Linked DNA regions of Mus musculus: region 2 is linked to region 1. Evidence: chromatin loops called from intact Hi-C (ENCODE). Cell type or tissue: left cerebral cortex. All regions are shown on one strand. Links, peaks and the distances in the headings refer to the core of each region. The heading gives the core; the rest is flanking DNA. Region 1 has its middle 16 kb from the start of Rpgr. Region 2 overlaps Tspan7 (tetraspanin 7).

Region 1 (8,339 bases), core at 126-8,125:
ATAATTAGATAGATAAGAGATTTAAAGTAAAACTGATTCCTCAACCTTGATAAGACCTTAAGGCCTCCGGAAATGCCAACTTCCTTTATCGTTGACCTCTGTTAGATTCACCTTGATTTGTATATGCATGATATATAGATAGTGAGGAGATAGGTTAGTAAGGAAACTACTAAAATCAATAAGAAAGTGTTAAGAAGCAAGTAAAGAAAAATGCTTCTTATTTAATATTATAGAGAAATTCAATAAATACATAGAATCTAGCATGTATAAAAGTCTCATATTCAAAGAGGAGCTGTCTTAACATGATCCTTTAAGACAATCCATTGTATAAAGAAGGGAAATCTTACGTGGTGTATTTCTTATATTCTTAATAATGAGCATAGAATCTTCCAAGGGGCAGCCAGGAGCTGCCTGCAATCATAGTGTGTCCATTGATGGGTCCTGGATATCTTACTCCAATTCTACTTTCCAGAAACACTAGAAAAGTACAGCGGCATTCTCCAAAGTAGGAAAGGTGGGGAGAAAGTGAACAATCAAAACTGACTTTGGGGTTCCTAATAAAAGCTCTTCCATCATGGACTGGGCGAAAAGGAGTTTTTAATATGTAGCAGCAGACCCTCATACCCAGGTTCCATCCTGGGACTTACTGTATTATCTTCATGCTTCTCTATACCCCAGAGGGGAAAAAGCCAAGTTGTACAATACAGAGGACCCAGTGAATGCTCCCACCTCGGACTCTGAAACTTGGATCATTGAAAATGTTGTACTGTTGAGATGAGATGTAGTATTGTAAACAACGAGCAGTGCTGATTTTGTCAAGTTCTCAGCCTGGTCTTGTCTTGGCAAGCAAGACCAAGGTTCCTCTAGACTACACTAAGGCATCAATTGTATTCAGACCTGCTCTTCTCTTCCCTGTTTACTACTCTCACTCAGTCACTTCTCTTCAGAATTCCTGTTAATTTTGCTTTACCTTGTGTTTTCTTACTAAATCTTATTTCTTTCAAGAACTCTGACTGACTCAGAAATTGCTATCATAAACTAAGCTGCAGAAAACCTTGATAAAAATCAGAATTGGTTGACAGGCACTAACAGCCCTCTTCAGGAACATAGCTACAAACTAGCTTATCAGTTGCCAATAGTAACCTGCAATGCCCATCATGTATCCGATTCAGATAGAATACTATGAAGGGCCTGAGGAATTCAGTGACAGCTAATGAGGTAGCTGTTCTTTATAATAAATAGCTTTATAGTATAAAAAAGTTATTTGCCTCGGTTGAACTGAGATGGCCAAATAGAAATTCAGACTTTGATCCAGTGTGCTGATGAATTATAATATTGGTGACATTTCCAGTCCTGACAGATTTTAGAGGTGCATATTGGGGTATTATCTGATTTAATTTGAAAGCTGAGGCATTGACACAGAAATATATGAGAGGATTTTAGTAGGCCCTGTGAAGGCTGAATCCTTAATTCTCATCCAATCTCCCTTGCCAGATTAAGAAAGCTCTCCTACCTTGCCTGATGAAACTGTTGTTACCTTGCTTGAAGCTAGTATTTCACCTGGGAGTTGCCCTGCCATGTGAAGTGGGTTCTCTTCCCCACCTCACTTCCCTACCAGCTGTCAGATTTAACATGCCCCAGATGGGAAGAGGTACTAACAAAGTCAAAAGCCGAGGAAAGCCAACACATTTCTAGATTTCTATTTTTTTTTTTTTGAAAAAAAAAATCTCGAAAGTGTACATGGGAAAGTATGTGCACAGAGAAGTGTGTATGCTGAGAAGTACACATGGAGACTACGAGGATGCTTAGTCAAGGCTGAGAAACGCAATCTTAGATCAGTGTGGATCGAACACACCTCAAAATTCCTTGTAGACTGGGCAGGTATTCCAAATCCAGGTGTACAGAAGGCGAGGGATCCAGTGAGCAAAGCTTCCCACGGGGTATGTCCCTTAGAGGGAGAGAAGGGCTGAGCCACTTATCCATGCATCTTCATTTGTAGTGGTTAATGGTTCCAGAGAGGTAGGGATAGGGGAATAAATACATTTAAGGATTGGTGGCAAAAAGGTTTTCACAAGGATGGAAACAGACTTTCCTAAATTAAGACTGTTGATGGTCCTGTGAAGGTTCATTGGAAGACATACCAAATGGAGGAATCTTAAGGCTGCCTTATCTATTACTCTATATTTCTAAAATAAACTACTCTGACTCTTACAAATGTCACATTGCATTTTAAGTATGTAAACGTTTTAGAAATGTCTCATGTGCAAATTGTGGCTAAAAAAAAAAAAAGCCCTAAGATTATATTGAAAGTCATGTTCATCGAAGTTTAGAAGAAAGCAGCACTCCCAAGAGCTGAGTAAGCTTGCATATGTATTTCAACTGCCCACATTTTGAACTCTTAACCTAGATGTAACTTAGCCCTCCCTGCCTTATTGTATAAAGATCTAGAACGATAAAGGTGGAAGGGGCATTCTTGAGCACAGGAAATGGAGGAAGGAAGGAAATGAGAGAGACGATGTAAAATTGCAAATACAAACCCCAGCCCACTGCATTCCCAATTGTCTTGCTGCCATAGATTGATAAAGACTTCAGAGGTCATTTACTAGTGACAGCTTCCTTTTCAAGAAGGGACAGAACATTCTTTCTGGATTTCGTTTATTTACTGAGGCTTGAACCCAGCACCCATACATACCTAAGAAGTGCTTTTCCACTGAGTTGTAGCCCCATCCCTGAACTCATTTTTTTTTAATATCTAGAAATCTCGTTATATGAGATTTTAAAAAAATATGAATATTTAAAGAAGAAAGCACATGGGTTTCCACTAGGGCACTCTGTGGTGATTGATACTGTCTCTCTATTCCTCAGCAAAGATGAAGGCAGGGTGACTGACCTCACCCAAATGGATATTCTCACTCAGGATTTTGTTCTTGAGCAAAATGTAATGGGACAGTGACATTAGCAGTATGTTGAAAGCAATTGCCGCACCTGGCACTGGTGTCCTATCCAGTTTGGTCCTGCTACATTGCTGTTCTAGATCCCTGTCCTTTCTTTTTCTGAGCCTGGCCTTCTCATTTAATCTGGGTACATACAGTGCCTGTGAAACTCATGCACATGCCATAGATCAGTGACTTGTCATGCCTTCCAGCTTCTGGTTGGGGTTGGCCACTGGAGGGGTCATAGAAGGGGAATGGAAGAATAGAGTGGAGTGGAGCTACACATTCTAACTGATTCTTCCACTCTTTGCTTGACACCTTGGTTTGACCTATTCTTAATACAGATGCACTGTTTTCTTCAAGATTGCCCCACCTTGGATCTCTCCTTTTGGGTTCCAACCAATGCTCTCTTCCTTCATTGCTCTGGGCTACATGGCAGTAACAGCCCCACTGATAGTAGTCTGAGTTCTAGCACCATTGCTTTCTGTTTGTTCTAACCAACTTCAAAAGAAACTATTTCTAAGTAATTTTTTTTCAAAAATTATCTAAAATTGCTCATGTGAGTGCATCCTTTCTTGGTTAATATTGCCATAAAGAAACACAGCAGACAGCATCCTAGGAAGAGGACCAAGAAGGAACAAAACCTCAGAATTAATATGAAAGGTGAAATTTCAAGTAAATGGTTATAAATGAAAATGAATGTATCTGAGGGACCCTTTTGGGCAAAAGCCGTCAGTGGCCAAGAGGAGAGGAAGGGAGCAGAGAGAGTAATGAGGCATGAATATGGTCAAAGTGTATCATGTACTTGGATGAAAGCATCATTTATGAAACCTGTCATTTCACTGAATATATGTTAATAAAAACGCCACTCAAAAGCATAGTTGAAAATAGTTCAATTGACACTTAGAAGCTTTAAAAGCCTGATTTCCAGTCATAAATGACAATGACTAATAGCTAATACAAGAGGAGGTTTGTGTTCACAAACATACAGTTGGTCAACAGTTGGGACATTTATTTTGAAAAGTCTGACAGTCATTAGGTTCCCCCTCCCTGATCCTATGATGCTGCTTAAAAAGCACATAGGTTTTTCCAGATGTCTCCTCTCCAGTGTTCTTTGCTGTCTAAAAGAAAAGCTGTGCTGTATTTGGAATGATGCAGCATGAGAAAGCTATTAATCTGGCTCCATCTAGATGTGCCAAGTTTAACTGCAGGGCTGCCTCCATTTGATTATGAAAGCTTGTACAAGCCATGCGATTTTAGAAAACCAGGCCATGAGACCCAAGTAATGGGAATGAAAGACATGCAGCAAGGTAAGTAATATGTAAAGAGCTTGCTGAAAGCCAGGCACTGTACGAGATTTGTTCACACCCTCTCATTTGAAAGCACACAGTCTTGCAAATTAGAAGTTTGGATCCAGATTAAACAGATGTAGAATAAGAAGTAGTGAAGAAACAACTCACCTGGGATACTAAGGCAGAAAATAACAACAAAGCATGAATGGAAAGCTTGGCTTCTATCAGACTTGTTCTCTTATATGAGCATTGCAGGGAGGGACGACTCCCCTGGGAAGTGTTCAAGTCAGTCTACATTGGTTGAAGAAAGCAAATAATAGAACATTTAGCTATGCCTACTTACTGTCCTAGTTTTCTGTCCATTACTGTGATAAACACCATATGCAAAACCAATGTGGGGAGGAGCGGGTTGATTTGGCTTACTAATCCTGATAACACTTCATCACCCAGGGAAGTCAGGGCAAGAAGTTGGAGGCAGGAACTGAAGGAGAGACCATAGAGAAACTATGTTTACTGGCTTGCTCCCTCTGGCTTGCTCAACTTGCTTTTTTTTATATATATACTCGGGACTACCTGCCCAGGAATGGTGCCCCCCCCCATAATAATAAAATGCCCCCACAAGCTTGCCTGTAGTCTAATCTGATAGATGTGTTTTCCTAGCTGTGATTCCTCCTTCTTGGATGATTCAAGCTTGTGTCAAGTTGAAAAACAAAACAAAACAAAACAAAAAACAAAACACCTAACCAAAACCACAATTCTTCGCTTCTTCATGACAGTGTTTTAAGTGTCCATCAGCTTCACCTTCAACTTCAAATTATTCTTCAAAGTAACCTTGTTTTCTAAACTTTAAATAAAGTAATTCTATTTTCAAAACAGTGTTTAAATGGGAAGACTAAGTGTTTCCTACCCCAGTAGTTCTCAGCCTTCCTGATGCTGTGACCCTTTAACACAGTTCCTCATGTTGTAGTGACCCCCAACAGTAAGTTAATTTTATTGTTGTTACTGTTATGAATTTCAATGTAAATATCTGTGTTTTCCAATCCTCTTAGGTGACCCCTGTGAAAGGGTTATTTGACACCCCCTCCTCAGAGAGTCACAACCCACAGGTTGAGAACCACTGCTATATACCTACAGCTTTTTGTAATGTATCAGAACACATCTCATATTCCAGCAACCGTTTAAAATGAAGAGTCAAAACATTCTTAGCAATCAGAGCCCTGCTACGCTGTGTGACCTACTAAAAGACAGTTAATGTCTCATTTGGATGCATAAGTTATGCCTATAAGAAAATAATGCTCCAGGTACTGCAAAAATGGCACCGTTTTATTAGAGCATGGTGTAATGGAAGGGGTTCAGTGATCCATGTCTAATAAAACTAGGACTGAATCATGGGCCAATATTTTCTAATAGAATCACTTACAGATCACTAACCTCTAGAAAGTGATTTAATAGTTCCTAGGACATATTTATTAAGTCACGCCAGGTGGTGCAAGCCTGTAATCTCAGTTACTTGGGAGGCTGAGGTAGGAAGATTGCAAATTCAAGCCTTGCTTGGCTGACCTGGTTAGACATTGCCTCCCCCACCACACCCCCCATGAAAGGGAAAATGAAGGCTGTGGAGCAGCTCAGACACAGAGCGCTTTCCTAGTCTCCGTTCCAGGACCCAGCCTTCATTCCGGGGACCACAACCCCCTACTACAAAAAAGGGAAGAAAGAAAGAGAGAAAGAAAGAGAGAGAGAGAAAGAGAGAGAGAGAGAGAGAAAGAAAGAAAAGAAAGGGAAGGGAAGGGAAGGGAAGGGAAGGGAAGGGAAGGGAAGGGAAGGGAAGGGAAGGGAAGGGAAGGGAAGGGAAGGGAAGAGAAGAGAAGAGAAGAGAAGAGAAGAGAAGAGAAGAGAAGAGAAGAGAAGAGAAGAGAAGAGAAGAGAAGAGAAGAGAAGAGGAACTTGAACTATTTTGGTTTAGATATCTGTAATATTTTTCTACCAACAATATACTTTTAAATACATATTATTAAAAAGATTATTTGCTAACAAAGACATTTTGTTTAAAAAAAATGTTGTCTCTCCATCCCATGATCTTTTTTCCCATCCTCTTTGTGTCGCCTGTGCCTAGCAGCATCCTTTCTACTTTTTTGTCTCATGTGACCTTTTACACCCTTGTCCCTAATTCCAGATACTTGTTGCCCCTGCTTGGTCTATTTAGTTTCAGATACTGTGCCATTCTCACTGCTCCTTATTTAAAGACATGCACATATTAAAAGTCAACATCTCCATCTGAGAAAATGTGAGCCACATGTCATCGTGACACTGAATCACCTCACATATCATAATATTTATAATTAGATTAATTTACCTGAAAATGTCATAATTTTGTTTTCTTGACAGCTGAGAGGGAGTTATGCTAAAGAAGTAATTATGCTCAGTACACATTATAAAGATTTTTAAAAACTATAATTTTATTGTCAAATTTTGTTTTGGAAAGGTCAGAAAAGTTAGATTCACTAGCCCTAATCCTGATGCAGAGAATCATTTCTCTTCTTTTGTTTTTTAAGACAGGATCTCACTGTGTAGCCCTGGCTGGCCTGGAACTCATTATGTAGGCCAGGCTGCCCTTGAACCCACAGAGATCCACCTGCCCTTGTCTCCCTAGTGCTGGAATTAACGGCATGCATCACTATACCTAGTTTGCCAACTTAAAAGGCAACCCCCCTCCCCCTCCAAATCCCCCCCCCCCAAAAAAAAACCAATCACCTTCATTGTTTGGTTTTTGAGACAAGGTTTCTCTGCATAACCCTGACTGTTTTGGAACTCTCTCTGTATCTGTAGATCGTGCTGGCCTCCACCTTGCAGATCCACCTACTGATGCCTCCCTAGTGCTAAGACTGGCCGTGAGCCATGCTGGGCTGGGTTGGGTTACATTGCTTGCTGAGATTTATTGCCGATTTGCAACTGAGCAAATAAGCATTCAAGAAAAGTACAAGGCCAGGAAACCTGTAACAAAATAGACTCCTCAGCGTACATCCAAAGGCACAGTAGTGATGCAGTTTATTTGAAATAGAATTAAATCTTGGGTATGTGAATACAAAAGAAAGGTGTTTAGAACTTTTTAAAATATGAAATGGGAGACTCTTAAAGACTGTTAGGCAGGGAAATACATGACTTAGTTTCTATCTTAAAATATCTGTCTGGCTTCTCTGTAATCATAAAAGAATATGAATTTGGAAGAAAAAGTTTTTTAAAAGGTAATACAATAATCCAGATTCTACCTTACCATTTCATAATTTTTTATTTATATAGATATTTTTATATTATTATTATTGTTGTTGTTGTTGTTATTCACTTCATATCCTGCTCACTGCCCCCTCCTGGTTACTCCCTCCCACATTCCTTCTCCCCTTCTCCCTTCTCCTCTGAGCAGATGTGGGGGGCCCCTGGGTATCTCTCCACCCTGGCACTTCAAGTCTCTGTGAGGCTAGGTGCTTTCTCTCTCACTGAGGGCAGACAAGGCAGCCCAGTTAGAACGTATGCCATGTATAGGCAACAACTTTTGGGATAATCCCCATTCCAGGTGTTCAGGACTCACATGAAGACCAAGCTGCACATCTGCTACATATATGCGAGCTGGGAGGGAGGCTTCTGTGATGCCACCAAAATTGGACCCTCACTGGGACTCCCCTGAGTCATTCTGTTGCTGCACAATGTCACGGAGAGTCTGCAGCTTTGGATCTGTAGCACTGGCCCTTTCAAGCACCCTAACATTTTGCAGATGATATTAATTTTAGGGTGAGCCAACTCAGATCCCTGGATCTTGGCCTGGGTGGCCATTGAGCTGGTCAGCCTTTGGGATCTCCCTTATTTGCACCACCACAGGGAGCTCTCCAACACTCCTCTGGCTAGGCCATCCAATGCCTTCATCAGCTTGCTCTGGAGGTCCTCCACATTCACACCTCCAGAGCAAGCTCCACTGTGCTGACCAGTCAAGGTGCAGTGTCCACTTTTGCAGTCCAAGTACTGCAGCCTGTGAGGGGCAGGGCTAGCTCTTCTGCTCTCACATCCTTGGGGGTGGCTCAGCTGCACCTTTGCCAACAGGGCCACCGTTTTGAGGTGTAAGGCC
Region 2 (8,339 bases), core at 80-8,079, 340 kb before region 1:
TTTGCTCTGGAGTTCTCACAGGACATTGTTCTGCCTAGAGGAGGCGTTGCAACCATCTTAACAGTGAGCTAGAACCTGAAAATTAAATCTTCTTTTTACCCTCTTTTTAATGCCAGGCATAGAACCCAAGGCCTTCAATACTACCCCGCTGAGGTGCTGCCCCAGCCCTGACTGTTCTATTTCCTAATTGTTGCAATTATCAGAAAAACTTCTTTGCTTCTGGCCACAGGTCTTCCTACTTCCAATTTTAGCCAGTAGTGGTTCTGCTTTAGAAAGCATAAGGGCCCAAGCACATGTATATACATTAGTCCTTTGTATGTATGAGTATGGCTGGGATGCGAAGCTGTGCATTGGGCAAACTTCTCTATTTTTCTTTTTCTTTTTTTTTTTTTTTTAGCCACATCTCACAGTAAATGACTACAGACCCATTTTACTTGGAAGTGCAGCCTGTCATCTTGTGTCAAAGGCCCGGGTGTATATAGCATGACATACTTCTTCACTTTGCTGGCCATCTCTGAACTGATCCCCTCAACCAGTTCATGTGGGGATCCTTGCCTCTGGGCTGGGCAATTCATTGAATTTACAACCTCTAACAAAGCAAGTGACCAAGACTACTAACAATCATCCCAGTGTTTCTCATCCTATCTTACCTGCACTTTTCAATTCGAAAGATTGTGTCTCTGTCACTGTCTTTCTGAACACATGCATACAAATATCTGAGTTCAAGGACATTACATAGCACTTACGAGTTATGAAGGCTTTGCTATTTTTCTGACTTTGAAAAACAGAAAAAGGGAAGAGGAATCAACTCCTTACCAACATGTCATATATATTATAACCTTCTTCTTTGTGTCTCAAAATAGGGCCATTTTGAATGTTTGCAAGGACCCTAAATGATGCTGTGGGTGGACTACACAATACCACATAGCTTAGCTATAATATATACATATGACTTATAAGTATATAAATTTGTATGGGATCATAAAAAAATCTTACTGACACATATGCTAAAAGAAGAAAGCATTGGGTTAAAATATCCATTTCTCTAAATATTGATGAAATTCTATATAAGCACACAACCAGTAAAATATTAAGCATGCGGTAATTATATGCAATCTACATAATTTCTTTGTATAGTTCATAGAAAATATGATCAGAAGCATGCACTACTCTGTGGAGAGGCTCATACCAAACACTACAATTCACCACAAAGTTATGTGGAAAGATAACTATCAGAAGGCAAGTGGGAAAATGGACATTTAACTCTGTGGTCAGACATCTTCTTTGGGCCTCCCTATAGGATAAATTGTTCTTATTGATGATTTTTTCAGTTATTAAGGTTAAAGCTAAAAGAGTACCATAAGATTCTAATGGTAGTTAAAACCGCCGTAAGGGTCTTTCAGCAGCCTGCCCTTACCTTTAGGGATGTATTATTGCTCTGTCTGCACTATTAGACATAGGCCTCTGCTGTGGCCCTGGAAGCTAATTGTCATTGCATCAGCCCTTTGAGTGAGAGCTTCTGGCTTAGTTCAACTCCCACAGCACAGGGCCAGATAGTACAACTGGAGAGAAAAGCATGTGCACACCTCCTTGCATGACAAGATTCAAGGAGAAAGAGAGGTCTACTCCAGTGGGATCTTGGACGTGGAAGGCTGTTCATGTTCAGAATGATCCCTTGCCCGCCGAAGCTGCACATCACATCCCACAAGGGATTTCTAAGCCAGTTTGAGACTGGCACAAGGCATCTTGCCAAGAAGACATTAATCGTTCATTGGAATCAATGGCCAGTGCTTTGCCAATTTACCTCAGGAAGCTGGGACTACGTTTATTGTGCCAGGCTGTGTTTGGGGTAGCTTTTCCCACTGGGAGGTTTAAAGGCTGGATTAGTTAAGAGTCTAGTGTAAAATTAAAATCAATGAATATTAAAGTCTTTTGTGTGTGTGTGTGTGTGTGTGTGTGTGTGTGTGTATGTGGCTTCAAGAAGGGCTACTTAACTGCTGCATGAATTTATTGTTTTATAAAAATAACCAAGAAAGCACATCACATCATGCTGAGTTGTACTCACCAGTTTCAGCATCCATGGACTACCACGGCATGTAGCAAAGCATCCAAAGAGGCCAAAAACCACGATGGTGGTGCCGGTTCCAATGAGCACATAGGGAGCATTTGTGGAGTTCTCAGCAATCAGGGAGATATAGGTTCCCAAAGTCAGCTTTCCCCAGACTCCAACGGCCAACAGGATCACCCCAGTGATCTGCGAAAGGAGAGAAGAGAACATGAAACATGAAGCTATTGCCAAAAGACATTGTCTTAGTTCCTCCTCCATTGCTGTGACGAGAGACCATGGCCAAGGCAACTTATAACAAAAGAGTTTATTGGGAGCTTGCAGTTCCAGAGGGAGTACATGTCCATCAAGGTGGGGAGCATGGAAGCAGGTACAGTACTGTAGCAGAAGCTGAGAGCCTACATCCTGATCCACAAGTATAGGCAAAGAGGGAGAACTAACTAATTGGGAATGGCATGGTATTTTGAAACCTCAAAGCTAACGCCCAATGACACACCTCCTCCAACAAGGCCACACCTCCTAATCCTTCTCAAACAGGTTCACCAAGAGAGGAAGTACAAATTTAGCATTCAAATATATGGGCCTGTGGGGGACATTTTCATTCAAACCATCACAGACACAGAGCAATGTGGCCATTAAGATTCAAGCTTCCACAAACAAGGTGTATTTGCTGAAGGCTTTGTCCTCAATGGCAAGAAATGTCAGAGATCATTAGCTAAAACTGTCACACAGTAAACGCACATTGATAGTATGCAAATTATATCTTCCCCTTATATATCCTATACATAGTTTTAATATTAATTGGAAATCAAGTCAATAAAGGACATTTTTTTTAAAAAGCTGCTTAAAGAACATCATAAGACACTTTGGAGAGGCATTCCTCCAATGTGTGTCTGTCCGACACTGAACTAGGCATGACTTCAGAGAGAATGCTGGCTCCTTTCATCAACGGCATGTGAGGGTAGAATAGGTTTTATGGCCATCTTTTACAACACTTTAAGAACAAGGATATTCTTCTTGCCCATTATCATCGAAATCTCTATAAAGAAAATATTCTAGACAGTTTTGAATCCCCATTGAGGTGCCACCTTATTCATTGTAGAGCAACAGAAGAGTCTGAACATCTCTTGGTATTGTTTGTAACGCTATTTGTCAAATATCATTAACCATTCCAATTGAAATCTTTATAACATGTTTAAACTCTAGCCCCGTGCATTTATCAGCCCCTTACCTAAGGTAGTGCATTCAGTGCTATGTATTAGGCCTTACTCTCCATTGCCTGAAGATCCCAGGCCTCAGCAATTGTGGCTGGTGAAGCCATATGCTGGCTTGTGTCCCCCACCATCCCACAGTTGCATTTAGAACTTGATGACATATTCAAAAGTAACCGTTTTCAAATTGCTACCTTTAGGACCCGAGGCTTAAGTGCTTTCCGAGTTCTACTCAGGGAGTTCAGTGCTGTCCCAGCCTAAAGCTCAATGCTCTGTACTAAAGACCGCAGGTTTCTGCTCAGTCTATCCAAATGAAGAGGCAAGATGAGAAGCTAGAGGAAAACAGCAACACACACACGCACACACACACACACACACACACACACACGCTAAATTGCCTTTTGAAGGAAAAGGCATAGGCATAGGCAGCCTTAACATTGTGTGCTGCATAATTAATCTCCTTATGAACTTTAGTAAAACACATGAACTTTGTAATGGTAACTCCCCTGTCTTGTCCCAATAGCTTATTTTGTAGAACTACCACTGTGCATGCCAGACTTAAGTGTTAGATGAGAAAAGGGTGAAGAAATGATGCAGACTTGAGGAGAAAGCATTTGATGCTAATTGTGAGGAGAAGGGGCCCAGTAGAGGCTTCCTGTGACGGGAATGAATGGTTTCAGTGAATTAAATCCAATAATGCAGATGTTGCCAAAAGTTTCACATCCTCTGCTGACACCTGGTGGTCATTTGTAAAAAAGCACATTCTCTGAACAGTTTCCTTTGCCATACTCTGCCAAATAGAAATCTAACAGTAGCTTTACCCACTAGAATCAAGTCTCATGTTACCAGGGGTGAAAACAGACCATATTGGTAAAATAAGATGCTCATCATCAACTTTCTACCCTTAAATTAGCTACAAAGAATTCCATTCTAAGATGTTCAACAGCAAGGGCAAGGCTGTACATATGATACATATGACAGTTGACATTTGGCACTGCACACACACGCCTGCGCACACACAAACACGCGCGTGCGCGCGCGCGAGCACACACACACACACACACACACTCAGAGACAGATATACATATAGAGAAAGAGACAGACAGACAGACAGACAGACAGAGATAGAGAGAGAATGCGTTTGGGACTAAGGACATTTCAGAGCTAGGTCTTAACTTTCCAGTACAGTTTGGGCACAGCTTAAACTTAGGAACAGGATACCACCAGCTGCTACTAATACAGGCTCTGAAACAAGGCCAAAGAAAACTATAATAGTAGCAGCACTAGCAGAGGTATATTGGCGCTGGGGAGGTTAACTCAGTTACACAGCCCAGCATGAATGAAATTCTAAGTTCAATATTTAGTACAGGAGAAAAAAAAACCCAAAACATTAGATTAGACTGAGAAAAGCTTTGAAAAACTAGCATATGTTGCTTTAAATTTTCAATGAAAGAAAGTCCTGGAGAAGTTTGGCCATATGCCACAGTGTTCCCAAAGGCTCCTGGAAGAGACTCGCCAGGCGGCATTTTTAATCATAAACAGAATATTTGGGGAGCGGGCAGTAGACATAAGTGATCCTCTTTGTTCTTATCAGGTCATTCCAGGTAACACTGGGAGGCTCCTTGCCAACCCTGCACCCTCCTGGTTTTTCTCAGGCATCCAGAGCCATGTGATTCCTTCTTGCTTTGTTAGAGCATAGACCATAGATCTGACCAACCTGCTAAAGCTGCACACATGATATGCCAGATTTGCGTATGAGAGGGCAAAGTCTCCATCATTACTCAAACTCCCTAGCACCTAGCCTGGGAGCTCCACCTTCTAAATGAACACACCCAATCATTTCAATGATGATACGAGTTTAGCATATTAACAACTAAATGATATCTTAGAGGGCAACGGTGGGAAATGAAGTCATAGAGGTATAAGGTACAGCTAAGAGACCTGTCCTAAGAAGCTCTATGAGATAGAAGGCACTGTGTCTAAGCACTGATAAAAAAGAATCACCAAAGAGACAGTAGGAGGGAATTGCAGCCAGTTCACATTTTCATGAGGAATCTATGGCTCAAGCATTCCAGAGCTTCACAGGTTCATTTGTTCTTGTTGACTACACACAGAGGGACTGTAGACTAGTGCCTTCCACTCCCATGCCTCTGGAACTCAGAGACAAAATGGATGATGCAGAAAGTCTATGGCAATTATCAATAGTTAAAATATAGATCCCTCGGGTGCTAGATTTAAGAGGAAACGTAGGCAAGAGAGTATCCCTGTCCTTACTTAGTAGGTGAATGTGCTTGCTGAAGGGAGACTAGAGAGGGATGTTTTCTGAAGCATCAGGGACATCATTCTAGAGAGGACCGAAAGGAGTCAGACTGGCAGGGAAATCAGAAGCCTCTGTTATCTCATGATTTTCTCTTTAAACTCTGAGAAGTACATGCCCATTGCATTTACAATTTTGTTTTTTTTTTATTATTAGTTATTTACCTCTGTAGCCAGTACAGCAAAATGGACTAAGAATATGAATGTATAAAGGGGTTTCTAGTGGGCTTGGGAACCCAGTCGAGGATAGGCAAGGAAAAGGAACCTGGTGTATTTAAAAGGGGGATGTATGCTGGAGTTCCAGACTTGAGGGTTAGGAGATAGGGCTTGCAGTTTCTTTTAGTTGTGTGGGCTTTGGCAGATCACCAAAGCTTTCTTGGCTTCGATTCCTTCTCCAGTGAGATCAGGAGGTAGAAAAATCTGTACTTCCTCTTGGGCCCCTTTCCTTCTGTTTGTTTTGTGTTATCCCAATGTATTAATTTCTATTTTATTATTCTATTCCTTTAGAAGCCTCATTGTTTTTAATGAGAAATAGAGAGAGGGCAGATCTGGATGGGAAGTAAGATGGGGAAGAAATGGGAGGAGCAAAGGGAGGGGAAATTGTAATCAGGATATATTATATGAGAAAAAAAATCTGTTTTCTGAAAAAGGAAAAGGAAAAGAAAAGTCAAGACCAAGCCAACTATTTTCTAGGTTGCTAACTTCATTTGCTAAGGACGTTCACTAACCTAACTTTGCATTTAACTTGGAGGAGTGAACTGAAAACACCAGAGAGGGATGGCAACGGTAGCTGTACAGCATGGTTCTTATTTTTATTAAGAAGCACTGTTCTGCACTTGCAAAAGTTGAAAACAGGTTCTAGGGCTTTGACTTCCACTCATAGAGAGTGAATTGCTCCTTTTCAACTGTCCAGAAAGCCTTGAAAGTATGGAATGAGCATAGCAGAGCATAAGACTATTCAGAAGGCACTCACACCTCTGGCTTCCTTATGACCTAGATACAGAAATAGCAATCATCCAGGTGAACTAGTAATTGGAGATAGCAAAGCCACTTATGAAGAGATTTTATGTACTTAGAAACCGGGACCAGCTGTAGTAGTTAAGAGTGGGAGACACTTAATGTTGGGGGAATTCCCTCCATGCTACAGCTCTCTCACAAAGCTCCAAGGTTAATCACACTTGTTTTTAAAACTCGGCTGGTGCAGTTTAATTCACAAAGAGGCCGCATGACTACCAGCAGTGCTAAAAGGCTGACTGCCATTGGAAGGGAGCCAACCACCACTGAAGGAAGACTTGTGGGAGAAAGCACTGCCCTGGCTCATGGCACTGGCCCTTTGAGAACTTGGTGGCTCAAATCCCACACAAGCAAAAAACAAGAGAGATTTTTTTTAAAAGATCACATCAAACAAGTGCATGATCAAGAAGCTACAATGATCTTAATGTGTATTGAAAATTTCTGTAACCACATGTTTATCCCATTCTGTATTACTGTGTACACACCAGGGACTTAAGAGTCATGTGAAGGAGAATAAAGAGAATAAAGCCCTTTGCTTCTTTGTAGCACCCAATGTCTCAGCCACTTCCTGTGTCTGATTTCCGAGACAATCTGTCATTCATTCTGTCCTAATAGCCATTCAGCTAAACCACTGCTTCTTTGATTCTGAGTCCAAATTTTCAACTTTGAAAAAAATCAGTCACTGGTGCCTATAGCACAATGGCCCCCTGGGGCCCATAATGAGGGTTTGACAAATACAATGTATGTCTTAGCAATGCTTCCTTCATGGGCTGTATCCTTAGGAGCTATCAGATGGGAATAAGCCTGAATCGACTCATCTCAACAATTATTCCATATGAATATGAATCTAATCAACAATCTGTGACAGAGTAGCGTGCATGTCATGATTATGGCACTCAACACATTGTTGTTCTGGGTTTTCATTATTTCCAAAAGGGAGATTGTGTTTTGCATATCATCTCTAAGTCACAAAAATAAAAACAGATATGAATAGATATCGTATATACACATATGAAAATAGATGAACCCAAACACCCAAACAGTAGTCATTCAGTTCCCACACTTTCTGTGGCTTTATATTCTGGGAGTGTGGTGGAAGGGGGAGCTATGTGGGATGGGAACTTCATATCTCCTTTAAAGCAAACCTAGGGCTGGGGATCATACTTTCAGAAAAGGATCAACTATGAAAAGAGGTTAATACCAAAGAAAATCCATGTGAGGGATTCCAAGCAAGATTCTCATGAAAACAACAACAACAACAACAACAGCAGCAGCAACACACAAAAACCGGTGAGATAGTCTTTCCTTAACTCTCTCCTGAGATAATAATATAAGGAAGATAAAACCCCTCTGGTGACTGAAATAAGTTGCCCTCAGCCCTGTCATGTCCACACTGCATGCATGTGTGATCACACCACTAAGTAAGATGCATAGTCCTGTGCTGGATGACAACACTTCAGTAATAAAGAATCACCCATGTCACTGTGATCCCACAAGATTATATTGCCGTGACATGTGGACTTACAAAGTTTACACATCTTTGCTCTGATAGTCACACTGTGGAAAAAATACCCTGCAGTACATTTCTCGGGAAATATACCAGTGAAGTGATGTACAGATTGTACTGGCTAAGTTCATGCATTTAGTACTGATAAAGTATTATTGAAATAACAGACTCTAAGGTTATAACGCTCTTGGCAAACAAAACAAGACAAAGCAAAACACCAGAAAAC

Evidence for each region. Peaks named below come from ENCODE experiments on the same cell type or tissue, not always from the same donor. Only the 100,000 strongest peaks of a DNase experiment are listed, where the experiment ranks them.
Region 2: a loop joins it to region 1, with 3 times the contacts of the local background. A loop is called at or near these places in 6 of 42 quality-filtered maps.

The regions. Positions count from the first base shown.
Region 1 is chrX:10,229,012-10,237,350 of GRCm38, reverse strand. No RefSeq gene overlaps it. Among named protein-coding and RNA genes, the nearest start is that of Rpgr, 16 kb to the right of the region's middle. In left cerebral cortex, for the core only: a CTCF peak has its summit at 4,131; a DNase peak (open chromatin) is centred at 4,126.
Region 2 is chrX:10,573,230-10,581,568 of GRCm38, reverse strand. It overlaps Tspan7 (tetraspanin 7), which reads right to left. Exons shown (of 8, transcript NM_019634.2): 2 at 2,066-2,254. Among named protein-coding and RNA genes, the nearest start is that of Tspan7, 92 kb to the right of the region's middle. In left cerebral cortex, for the core only: CTCF peaks have their summits at 4,018 (motif pointing left) and 6,808; DNase peaks (open chromatin) are centred at 4,875, 5,921, 6,852, 7,163 and 2 more places; H3K27ac peaks cover 269 bases.